Linked DNA regions of Homo sapiens: all the other regions are linked to region 2. A link is a contact called in ENCODE Hi-C data. All regions are on one chromosome and are shown on one strand. The core of a region is the stretch at or near the end of the contact, and the rest is flanking DNA. Distances in the headings are between cores, read along the strand shown.

The links. Hi-C counts contacts between places; a loop is a spot of excess contacts on that map. Pooled maps may share reads with other maps.
Region 1: a map of CD8-positive, alpha-beta T cell shows a loop between it and region 2 (18-fold over the local background). The contact joins the promoter of LINC01765 here to the promoter of ST7L in region 2. A Hi-C loop is called at or near these places in 2 of 168 maps with a recorded cell type or tissue (CD8-positive, alpha-beta T cell and naive thymus-derived CD4-positive, alpha-beta T cell) and 6 of 50 pooled maps.
Region 3: a pooled map shows a loop between it and region 2 (10-fold over the local background). The contact joins the promoter of SIKE1 here to the promoter of ST7L in region 2. A Hi-C loop is called at or near these places in 4 of 50 pooled maps.

Annotation. Positions count from the first base shown.
Region 1 is chr1:115,097,082-115,100,896 of GRCh38, reverse strand. LINC01765 (long intergenic non-protein coding RNA 1765) reads right to left here and starts at 1,250. Exons shown (of 2, transcript XR_947722.3): 1 at 1,146-1,250. RefSeq lists an enhancer at 1,140-1,199.
Region 2 is chr1:112,617,390-112,621,474 of GRCh38, reverse strand. It overlaps ST7L (suppression of tumorigenicity 7 like), which reads left to right and starts at 2,334. Exons shown (of 15, transcript NM_017744.5): 1 at 2,334-2,566. The coding sequence starts at 2,362. It overlaps CAPZA1 (capping actin protein of muscle Z-line subunit alpha 1), which reads right to left and starts at 1,643. Exons shown (of 10, transcript NM_006135.3): 1 at 1,592-1,643. The coding sequence starts at 1,630. RefSeq lists enhancers at 1,361-1,810, 963-2,162, 2,271-2,370.
Region 3 is chr1:114,778,669-114,782,393 of GRCh38, reverse strand. SIKE1 (suppressor of IKBKE 1) reads left to right here and starts at 1,709. Exons shown (of 5, transcript NM_025073.3): 1 at 1,709-1,945; 2 at 2,179-2,284; 3 at 3,110-3,252. The coding sequence starts at 1,787. RefSeq lists enhancers at 1,327-1,446, 1,687-1,926, 1,391-1,956, 1,957-2,523.

The sequences.
Region 1 (3,815 bases), core at 1-2,500, 2.5 Mb before region 2:
CAGAACACACCACTGAAGGACAATCTGGGCTGGACTTTTTTGTTTTTGTGAAAAGATCATATACAATTTTTTAATGCTTACAAGGCTATTCAAACTTCTAATTTTCATTGAGTGCATTCTGATGTTACTTTTCAAAGGAATCAGTCCATTTTACCTACCTTTCAAATTTATTTGCAGTTGTTTATATTATCCTATTATTATCTAAATCTCTGCAGATCTGGAGTTATTAATCTTTTTTTTTTCCTGACATTGGTTATTTGTGCAATCTCTCTTTTTCTTGATTATTTTCAACAGAAGTTACTGATATATTTAGGTATAAATTTACCATCTCATTGTATGTTTTCAATTTAGTCTACCTGTTTTACATTTCTTTTGTTCTCTGTGATGGTTAATTTTACATGTCAACTTGACTAGGCCAGGGGGGCCCCAAATATTTGGTCAAACATTATTCTGGGTATGCCTGTGAGGGTGTAAATTGGTAGACCAAGTAAAATAGATTACCATTCTTAAAGGGCAGCTCTCATCTGCTCAGCTGAAGGCCTGAATAGGACAAAAGGGTTGACCCTTTTGCAAGTAAAAAGGAACTCCTTCCTGAGTGCTTGACCTGGGACATAGATCTTTTCCTGTTTTTGGACTTGAACTGAAACATCAGCTCTCCTTGGGTCTGGAGTCTGACAGCATTCAGACTAGAACCCCACTATTAGCTCTCCTGGGTCTCCAGCTTGCTGACTGCAGACCTCAGGACTGTCAGCCTCCATAATCACATGAGCCAACTCCTTATAATAAATCTCTTATATGAATATATAATGTCTGACTAATATAGACAATCTTGCACCTTGCTTTAGAATGTAAAGGTACTTAAGTACCTACAATTTTGCTCTCAGCCTTTGGGGCCTCTGTTAAACCTTAAAGTCAACAAGAGAAGTCACATTAAAATTCTGCCAGACTATTACTCAGTAATTTTTTAAACTCTTTCCTAATTTGGATGATTCAAATGGGGATCATCTGTGAGGCACAATAAATATTCAGACTTAGACCTCAGACCTGGATGAGTTATGTTCCTCTCCTTCCCCCAACTGGCTGCACGAGTGAAAACAAAAATGGGCTAGTTGTTCCCATAGGGTCCTATGAAAACAAACAGTTACCTTTTGAGTTTGCTCTCTTCTCTTGTTTCAAAGTCCCCTCTCTTTCTTCACTCATGTCCCCACAAGCAGGTATAAACTTTCTCTCACTAGCAAATAACAGAAACTGAAAAATGATCAAAGGAAGCTACTGCTGCCTGCATGCTGCTGGGAAAACATCGTAAAAGGAGCACCCAGCAACCTGTGACCATGGAGATGGTTTGTAATCAGCAAGCCAGGGCCCTCGCTTTCCTTCCTTCTCTGGGCATCCAATAGACGGTTGGTTTAGAAACTCTGAGCCCACAGACTATTTTCCAACAACAGCTGCATAGCAACAGGGTTCCTATGCTGTAAACCCAGCAGTCAAAAACTGCTCGTGTTTGCTTATCAAAACCAAAGTTACGATAGCAGGCACACCGGGCTTCCTTTTCTAGCAGTAGGGCAGATTTGATATCCTGAACTACCTTCTCGACTGAAACTAAGACCCTGGATAAAATATGTAAGAATGTAAAAATAAAACCACATCGTTGAGCTAGCACAAAAGGAAGAGAATCTACAAAGGCCAAAATGAAGTGAAAGCAAGAACTCGAAGTAAGCAGGCACCAAAGCCACCTTTTGCCCTGGGTTTCGGTTTCGACAGCTGCAACCGCTTGGGGTTTGTGAAGTAAAGCCTAAAATGCCATTAATATAGACAGTGTATTAGGAGACCTCACCCAAACCTGGTACCTCCTCCCAAAGGATACACCCTCAAGGGAAGAGTAGACAAGAAATAAACCCATCATGCAAAAGACGACAAAGAAATGTATACGTTTTGGACTTGGTGTTGGAGTGGGGAAAATCTCCCCTGAGACCTTGTCACCACAAGCCAGCCTTCAAATGGATTTGTTGTCTGAATTAACACTATGGTACTGCCTTGAGATGATTTGCAGAAGGCAAAGAAAATCCTCTCTGGAGGAATAAAATCTCAACTAAGGACTCAAAGAATTCCCACAAATTTCCAAGGAAAGTAAGCAGTTTACAGCTTTAAAAAAATCACATAATACACAAGGAACAAGACACTAAAATCAATACGTAGAAAAGTCCACAGGCAGCAAAGTCTGATCACAGAGAGTTCAGATACTAGGGTTATGAGACATATAATACAAAATGGTACTACAACTCCACCCTTGCTTATTTTCCTTGTTTCCAAATGCAAGCCCCCATCAGTGTCTGGTTCTCAGTCCCATTCTATTTCTGCAGAAACACTGCTCTCGCTTTTCTTCTCCTTCAACCTCTCTCTCCCCAGGCACCTTCCCCCAGGACTATGAACACATTTAAATCTTCCCCATTAAGAAAGGAAGGAAGAAAAGGAAAAAGAAAAGAAGCTTGCTTCCACTCATCTTGCTGCACCACTCACAACTAAGCCTCTTGAAAGAGCAATTGTTCAGAATGGTATTGCCTAGGTTGTCTTCCAGGGTTTCTATACTTTGGGGTTTTACATTTAAGTATTTAATCCATCTTGAGTTGATTTTTGTGTATGTTGTAAGGAAGGGGTCCAGTTTTAATCTTCTGCATATGGCTAGCCAGTTCTCCCAGCACCATTTATTGAATAGGGAGTCTTTTCCCTATTGCTTGTTTTTGTCAGGTTTGTCAAAGATCAGATAGTTGCAGGTGTGCAGCCTCTATTCTCTATTCTGTTCCATTTGTCTATGTGTCTACTGTTGTACCAATACTGTGCTGTTTTGGTTACTGTAGCCCTATAGTATAGTTGGAAGTCCGGTAATGTGATGCCTCCAGCTTAGTTATTTTTGGTTAGGGCTGTCTTGACTATTTGGGCTCTTTTTTGGTTCCATATGAATTTTAAAATAATTTTCATAGTCCTGTGGAGAATGTCAATGGTAGTTTAATAGGAATAGCATTGAATCTATAAATTGTTTTGGGCAGTATGGCCATTTTAACAATGTTGACTCTTCCCGTCCATGAACATGGAAAGTTTTCTATTTGTTTGTGTCATCTCTGCTTTCTTTGAGCAGTGTTTTATAGTTCTCCTTGTAGAGCTCTTTCACCTCCTTTGTTAGCTGTATTCCTAGGTATTTTATTTTTTGTGTGTGGCAATTGTGAACAGGATTGCATTTCTGATTTGGCTCTCGGCTTGACTGTTGTCAGTTTATAGAAAAGTTAGTGATTTTTGCCCGGGTGTGGTGGCTTATGCCTGTAGTCTCAGCACTTTGGGAAGCCAAGGCGGGTGGATCATGAGGTCAGGAGTTTGAGAGCAGCCTGACCAACATGGTGAAACCCCATCTCTACTAAAAATACAAAAAAAAAAAATTAGCCATGCGTGGTGGCGCGTGCCTGTAATCCCAGCTGCTTGGGAGCCTGAGGGAGGAGAATTGCTTGAATCTGGGAGGTGGAGTTTGCAGTGAGCCGAGGTCGTGCCATTGCACTCCAGCCTGGGTGACAGAGCAAGACTCCATCTAAAAAATAATAATAATAAAGAAAAGAAAAGTTAGTGATTTCTGCATATTGATTTTGTATCCTGACACTTGGCTGAAGTTGTTTATCAGCTTAAGGAGCTTTTGGGCTGAGACAATGGGATTTTGTATATATAGGATAATGTTGTCTGCAAACAGGAATAGTTTGACTTCCTCTGTTCCTATCTAGATGCCCTTTATTTTTTTCCTCTTGCCTGATTGCTCTGGCCAGGCCTTCCAATAT
Region 2 (4,085 bases), core at 1,085-3,584:
TTTGAGACCGGCCTGGGCAACAAGACGAAACCCACTCTCTACAAGAAATACAAAAATTAGCTGGACTTGGTGGCGGGTGCCTGTAATCCCAGCTACTCGGGAAGCTGAGGCAGGAGAATAATTTGAACCAGGGAGGCGGAAGTTGCAGTGAGCCGAGCGAGACTCCGTCTCAAAAAAAAAAAAAAATTGTTTAGTTGTATTGTAACAGGATTTTTGCTTAATTTTATTTGAATAGTAACTATTTGCCTTAGAACAATTTATTATAGATCGATTTCCAGCATAGGCTTATACATAAATGTTTTTGTCCTAAATCTTAAACATGTATGAAGATCAGTTTCCAAATAAGAGAAAATCTAACGCTGTTGTCAATGGCTTGTTAAACATTTCAAAATGGCATGCCATATCTACATATATCAAGTTATTCCGTACAGAGGACTTATGGATCATAACAGTCCCCTTCCCATCCCAACTTCTTATTGAAAAAAACACCCAGGTAGATTTACAGAGCACTCAAGGGGACACATTTTCTAATAGCCACAGTGGGAGACAAATGTCATAATTCTTGTCCAATAAGTTGCCTTGTGAGGTCATTCTAAGTTCTACGTGCCCTAAAACCATGTACTTACTGAAAAGCCTGACAAACTGTTATGAAACTGTGCAACTGTCAGAAGAAAAGTTATTCCACCTTAGAATGTGCTCTTGTATTTAAGACCCTTTTCAAGAAATGAGCATACAAAATGCACACTGACAAATTCAACTGATCAAAGACTCCACAGTGGAGCATCAAAGAAGGCAGGATGCTTTGTTCAGTCTTGAACGTGTTAACATAAGGTTTATTATGTGTTACAGAAAACCTTTCTGGAGGTTAAGAAAATCCATCAGCTATTCTAGATTTGTTAACAAGAAACAAAATTTTCAAAAATTATCGTTAAAAGGGATGTGTCTATAGGGAAAGACTGGTGTTCAAATTCTGAAGCAAATGCCCTGAGGCTCACAGATTTATTATAGCGAATCAGACAGGCGACAGTACAGGAGAAAAGTAGTGCATGTGTAGGGAGATGGACAACATTTGGGACCTCTCCTTGTCGAAGAGTCGTGACAGCAAAATCACTTCCTGAGGAAGGAGGAGCAAAAGGGAAGTTAAGAGGCCATCCTGACCAGGAAGTGACTCGCCCTAAACTAACCCCAATTATATCTACAAATGGGGGGATGGGGTGAGCCCCAACTGCTAAAGGCGGTAAAATAACTGCTTTTTGATATGTCGCAACATAACCACCACCCTCTCGCAAAATTACAGAAAAAAGTCCACAGTCACGATCCAATAAAGGAAACGTCTGTTCCCTTGCAGGGAGGCCCCTGGGCTGTGCCTCAGGCCTGAGAGAAAAGGAGAGTCGAGGAACGAGGAACTGGGGCCACCGTGAGGCAGAGGAAAGCCCCCTAAGAGGGAAGCGTCCCGACTGCGGAGAGCGTATGTCAGCATGGACCAAGAAGCTTCTTTTTCCTGGGGACACTGCTAGGCTCCCAACGCAGCCGGGCCGGGCCCCAGTTCCCTGTCGGGGGAGGAGGTAAGAGAGAGAGGCGGACCCCTTACCTTCTCCTCATCCGACACACGATCATCGAAGTCGGCCATCTTGGGCTGTTCTGGCCCAGCCCGGCTACGGGCGCGAGGCAGGCCGGGAAGAAAGCCGAGTGATGGAATCACCGCGGCGGCCGTCGGAAGGACCCGCCCGGAAACGCCGACCAAGAGGGCCCCATGTCAGTTATGCGCGGGAGTGACGTCTCCTAACGCCAGCGCCCGCGCCCGCGCCCCAGGAAGTAGGGTTTGCCTTAGGTGATTTGAAGTCTAATATCTTTCCCAATGAGTTACACTCATTTCCCATCCATCTAATGGGCGCTGGCAGCGTGTTTCGATTATTCTTGGCTTCTGGCCTCCATCCGACCAAATAGCTGTTGCTACTCCTACAAGTTTTTCTGGTGCCCGTTATCTCCACGACAGCCGAATCCAAAGCTTTAAGAGCTGCTCGGCAGCTGGAACGATCGGTGGCTTTTCCAACCCCGGGGGGGGGGCGGTGTGAAAGGTGACCCTCATTTCGTTTGGAAGCGGTAACACTTCGGGGTCACATCTCAGTCCAGTTCCTCCAGAATAGGCGCTGCTGTCCGCCCCTTCCCTGCCCCACGAAAGAACAGGTAGCCCCAATCTTGAGACACGCTCCTCCACCTTCGAAATCTTCTCGGTCCCGGTTCCCCAGGACTCAGCCTTCACAGAGGCCAACTTCAGGTCCGCCACTATCCCAGGATTCCCGACTCCCGGTTTCCTGTCCTTCTCCCCTCCCAGCTCCTGGCGCCTGCGATAGCGGCAAGATGGCGGACCGTGGCGGCGTGGGTGAAGCCGCAGCTGTTGGAGCGTCTCCTGCATCTGTCCCTGGCCTAAACCCGACGCTAGGCTGGAGGGAGCGACTGCGGGCCGGGCTGGCGGGGACTGGGGCCTCGTTGTGGTTCGTGGCGGGGCTGGGGCTGCTTTACGCCCTGAGGATCCCTTTGAGGCTGTGTGAGAATTTGGCAGCGGGTGAGAGGACCAGACCTCCTGGGGCAGGGCGGGGGGCCAGGAGAGATGTCGGGGGCAAGAGCCAAAGGGCAAGAGATTCTCGGTAGTCCTAGAGGGCCTCTGAGGAGTCGATGATGAGCGATCAAGTGAGTTCTTTTTCTTTTGGGCTGCAACCTTGCAGTTGATTGACAAGCCTGCTGCCGTTACCGGCTCCTCCGTAGAACTCTTAAGGTCCGCCCTCTCTCTTATGTCCTCGTTTTTCCATGGAAAAGCCACCTGACAAGCTATAAGCTTCAGGTATTAGGACAGAAGAGTGTCTCAGATTAGGATACGTAATTTATATTGGCTCCCCCACCTCTGGTAGGATCCCTTAAAAGTCACTACTTTGAGTCTCCCGCTGCCCAGCTGAAAGAACTCATATCCAGGCAACAAAGATGAGCACATCTGTAATTTAAAGATTTCAGAGAAAGAAAATGGCATGATTTTAATTGAGGATTCTCTTGTTTTAAAATAGTTCTGTTAAGAAATCGTTTTCGTGATAGTTTTGTCTGTTCTTTTAGGCTTATCTTGAGTAATAAAATAGTACAGGAAGTGAGAGCGCCACAAACAACAGTGGGTTTGCTAGTTCTTTCGACGTCTGTAGAACACTTGCTACGTATTCTGTGCTGACAATACGAACACATGTAAGAAGTGATGATCCTGATGGATTCTCATATACTGTACTATTCTTTAGCTGTAGACAGGATGAAGTGTTTAGGGCCCAGGTCCCCTTACCATGTGATTATATTTCACTCAAGATCTGAGCAGCAACCTCAGAACAAGATATAAGTATTTCCATTACATGATTCAGTATGGTGGTTGATTTTTCTGAAGCAAAAGGCAGCAAATGTCCCCTTTCCTGTTCAGAGATGACATGAAAGACTGTGAGTTAATGTTCGGAAATATTTTGGTTTTTTTGGAGGATAGGTATCAAGTTCAAATATAACTAGCACTCTAAAATAAGCTAAACTGAAGAGCTAATTTGGCATCTCTGTAACAGGTGAATGAAGTGCTTAACGGTGGTTTCTATGCACAGTGTTACTGATTGACTTGTCATTTATTTTTCTACGTTAACCATATGCAACATTTAGATGAGAATAGTTGATTACTATAGATTTTTCTTTTTTACGTTTCGTGTGTGTGTGTGTGTGTGTGTGTGTGTGTGTGTGTGTGAGAGAGAGAAAGACAGACAGAGTCTCCCTTTGTCACCCAGGCTGAAGTGTAGTGGCAAGATCACTGCAGCCTTGAACTCTTCTGCTTAAGCGATCCTCTGGCCTCAGCCTCCCAAGTAGCTGGGACTGCAGGCGTGCACCACCACGACTGGCTGAGTTTTAAATTTTGCGTAGAGACTGGGTCTATTTTATTTGCCCAGGCTGGTCTTGAACTTCTGGCTACCAGTGATCCTCCTGCCTTGGCCTCCCAAAACTCTGAGATTATGGGAGTGAGCCATCCTACCTGGCCAGATTTTTATTTTCTTTCTAAAACCCACAGTACTTATGAG
Region 3 (3,725 bases), core at 460-2,959, 2.2 Mb before region 2:
TGTTTGAAATGTTGTTAATTCTTTCTGTTTTGTTTTACCTACAAAAGTTGAAACTCTTCAATCCCGCCATGCCTAGAGACTATAACGTAATGTTGTAAGGGCCAGTATTGAGAGCTAAAATTAGTTCAGACCCTACAAATCAAGGATGACACAGATGCCAAAACAGCTAAACAAAATGCTTGCATTTTGTATAGCTAATTGCAACAAGCCAAGATTACAGCAGCTCAATGCATAGAATTTATAGATAAGTCAATTTTGTAACCCTTGCCTTTTGGTTTTTGCCTCTTAACATTGCTTAAGAGGGGTTTTAAGGTTAATGAGTGCCTGCCCACCTCCTTCCCATCTGACCTAGAACGTTTAATTGGCTGTAACTCTTTTGACTCTAAGTCAGTTGGCCGCAGGAGGGACATGATGGACTCAGGGCAGGTAGCACACCACCCTGGCATTGATATGGGACAAAATTAAAGTTTGGACACTGATACTGTCTCTGGGATACCTTGACCAAAAAAAAAAAAAAAGTGGAATGCTGTTTTGAAGGCATGAGCCTAGCCATTCCCCATCTGCGAGCATTTGATTAGTAAAGCTTTCACCACAGGTCACTTCTCATGTTTTTGGCCTCTAGGCAGCAAGCAGCCAGACGTGAGCCAGTTGCAATAGCAGCATTATTGACAATAGCAAAAGGTGGAAGCAACCCAACTGTCCATCCACGGATGAATGGATAAACAAAACGTGGTATATATATATTATTCAGCCTTAAAAAGGAAGGAAATTCTAACATATGCTACTATATGGATGAAACTCGTGGACATTACACTAAGTGAAATAAGGCAGTTATATAAATACAAATGCTGTATGATTTCACTCATGTCAGGTACCCAGAATAGTCAGATTTGTAGAGACACAAAGTAGAATGGTGGCTGCCAGGAGCTGGGGATAAGGAAGAATGAGGAATTATTGTTTAATGAGTACAGAACTTCAGTACTGCAAGATGAAAGAGTTCTAGAGATGGATGCTGATGGTGGCTGTATAACAATATGAATGTACAACTGAACTGTACACTTATAAATGGCTGAGATATTAAATTTTATGTGTATTTTGCCACAATTTAAAAAAAATTAAATGAAAGTAGGCCAGGCGCGGGGGCTCACACCTGTAATCCCAGCACTTTGGGAGGCCGAGGCGGGCGGATCACTTGAGGTCAGGAGTTCGAAACCGGCCTGGCCAACATGTGAAACCCCGTTTCTACTAAAAATAGAAAAATCAGCCGGCGTGGTGGCGCATGCCTGTAATCCCAGCTACTCGAGAGGCTGAGGCAGGAGAATCGCTTGAACCCTGGAGGCAGAGGTTGCAATGAGCCAAGATCGCGCCACTGCACTCCAGCCTGGACAAGAGCAAGATTCCGTCTCAAAAAAGAAAAAAATAATGAAAATAAAAAGAAACTAACTGTGACTGAAGAACAACCCACATCAATGAAAACCAGTAGGGAAAGGAGACCTTCCCACTGCCCAGCTAATCATAGCCTGACCACCAGGCTGTGGTAACTGGAAACCAACGGCGTGGCAAGTGTAGGTCTGGGGCTCCGCGCAAGGAAGGACTGCAAGGAAGCCGCAGGTTAAAGCGGGTCAACCCGCAAAATAGGCTGCCACTGCGCAGGCGCCCATTGCGCCTACCAAGACACCTTGTAAACGTGCCCGGAAATGACGCCTGTAATGCTGAGACAGACTCCCAGAAGATCTGAGCGAGTCGCGTAGCTGAGCCCGGCAGGGGCTGGGGTGGTGCTGCTGCTATGAGCTGCACCATCGAGAAGATCCTGACAGACGCCAAGACGCTGCTGGAGAGGCTACGGGAGCACGATGCGGCCGCCGAGTCGCTGGTGGATCAGTCGGCGGCGCTGCACCGGCGGGTAGCAGCTATGCGGGAGGCGGGGACAGCGCTTCCGGACCAGGTCAGGCAGAGGGTAGGAGTCCAGTGCTCTCGGATTCTGGGCACTGAAGGGTGGAGAGCGAGGTAAAGTGGGAACTCGGCCTGGAATTTATTCCCGGTCTCAGAGGGCGGCGGTGAGACCATTTTCCTGGGTCGGGGCTGAGAATCCTGCCCTGGAGCCCTAACTTCTGCCTCTTCAGTTGCATCTGCCGCTGTTCTCTTTAAGGCATGCTTAGTCTGTCTCTATTTGTCCAGTATCAAGAGGATGCATCCGATATGAAGGACATGTCCAAATACAAACCTCACATTCTGCTGTCCCAAGAGAACACACAGATTAGAGACTTGCAACAGGAAAACAGAGGTTAGTCAGGCCTTTTCATATCTGGTAATAGTTTAAAGTTATTGCAAAATTGCCCTAAACATTTACAAAAGTGTACATATATTTCCAGGTCAGTACTTTTAGTAGGAGAGTCCTCCTGATCTGGCCCAGTAACAATAAAGTTTGTTAGATTACCCTTTTCAAGGTCATCTGACTAATATTGCAGCAGCTTACCAAAGAGGTGCTGTGTAGAGTTGGTATTATTGCATGGTTTATTTTTAAGCATCCTCAGATGTGTAACAAAAGAGTTCATAGCCTCATGGACTTAAAATTTAATGTTTAAGTATTAATATAAACACTGAAGGTAAGATTTAAGGTTTTGTTTATGTTCTTGTTTGTGCAAGGTGAAGCAGCAGAATTTTATTCTAAGGGTATATATTCTTAGGCTTGATTAGTACATTATTAATGATTGTGGTATTAATAGTTGTTTACCAGAGGGGTTTCACATATATCATTCTACTGTATTCTCATATCTTCATTTTTATCTACCACAATGCAGTTAAGAAATAGGCTCAGAAGAAGCTAAATGATTTACTTATGAGTATTAACCAAGCAAGTTACAGAACTGAACTCAAACACATGTCTTCTGATGATACATCCATTGTTGTTTCTGCAAGACTTTGCTTCTCTGCCTAGAAAGTTACCTTTCACATAGACTTTAACTGTTCAGTTTTGCGGACTTAAACATTGATTTACAACTTTAGATTCATATTATCTATATAGTGTTACAAAATTCCAACTGTTAAGACTTTGGATTTGGGAACTGTCTCTCAGACATCACTGCCAAGTTCTTTTATTTTTTGACAGAGCTATGGATTTCCTTGGAGGAACACCAGGATGCTTTGGAACTTATCATGAGCAAATATCGGAAACAGATGTTACAGTTAATGGTTGCTAAAAAAGCGGTGGATGCTGAACCAGTCCTGAAAGCTCACCAGTCTCACTCTGCAGTAAGAAACTTTGAATAAATTCGAAATGAACCAAATTGAAATCTTGAGATTGTTTTAGATTGTGTGCTTGTTTTTTTGCTTTGTGAGATAGGGTCTGGCTCTTGTCGACCAGGCCGTGGTGTAATGGCACGATCTCGGCTCACTGCAACCTCTGCCTCCTGGGCTCAAGCCATCGTCTCACCTCTGCCTCCGGAGCAGCTGGGACTACAGGTGCACACCACCACGCCCTGTTAATTTTTGTGGGGTTGTTTGTTTGTTTGTTTGTTTGTTTGTTTTTTGGTAGAGATGACATTTCGCCATGTTGCCCAGGCTGGTCTGAAACTCCTGGGCTCAAGCGATCCACCCACGTTAGCCTTCCAAAGTGCTGGGATTATAGGCATGAACCACTGCGCCTGGCCATGTGTGCTTGTTTTTGAAGAAAAGTAAGCTCATTTTCCTTTCATGTTTATCACATTTGTTGTTTATTTTGCCAT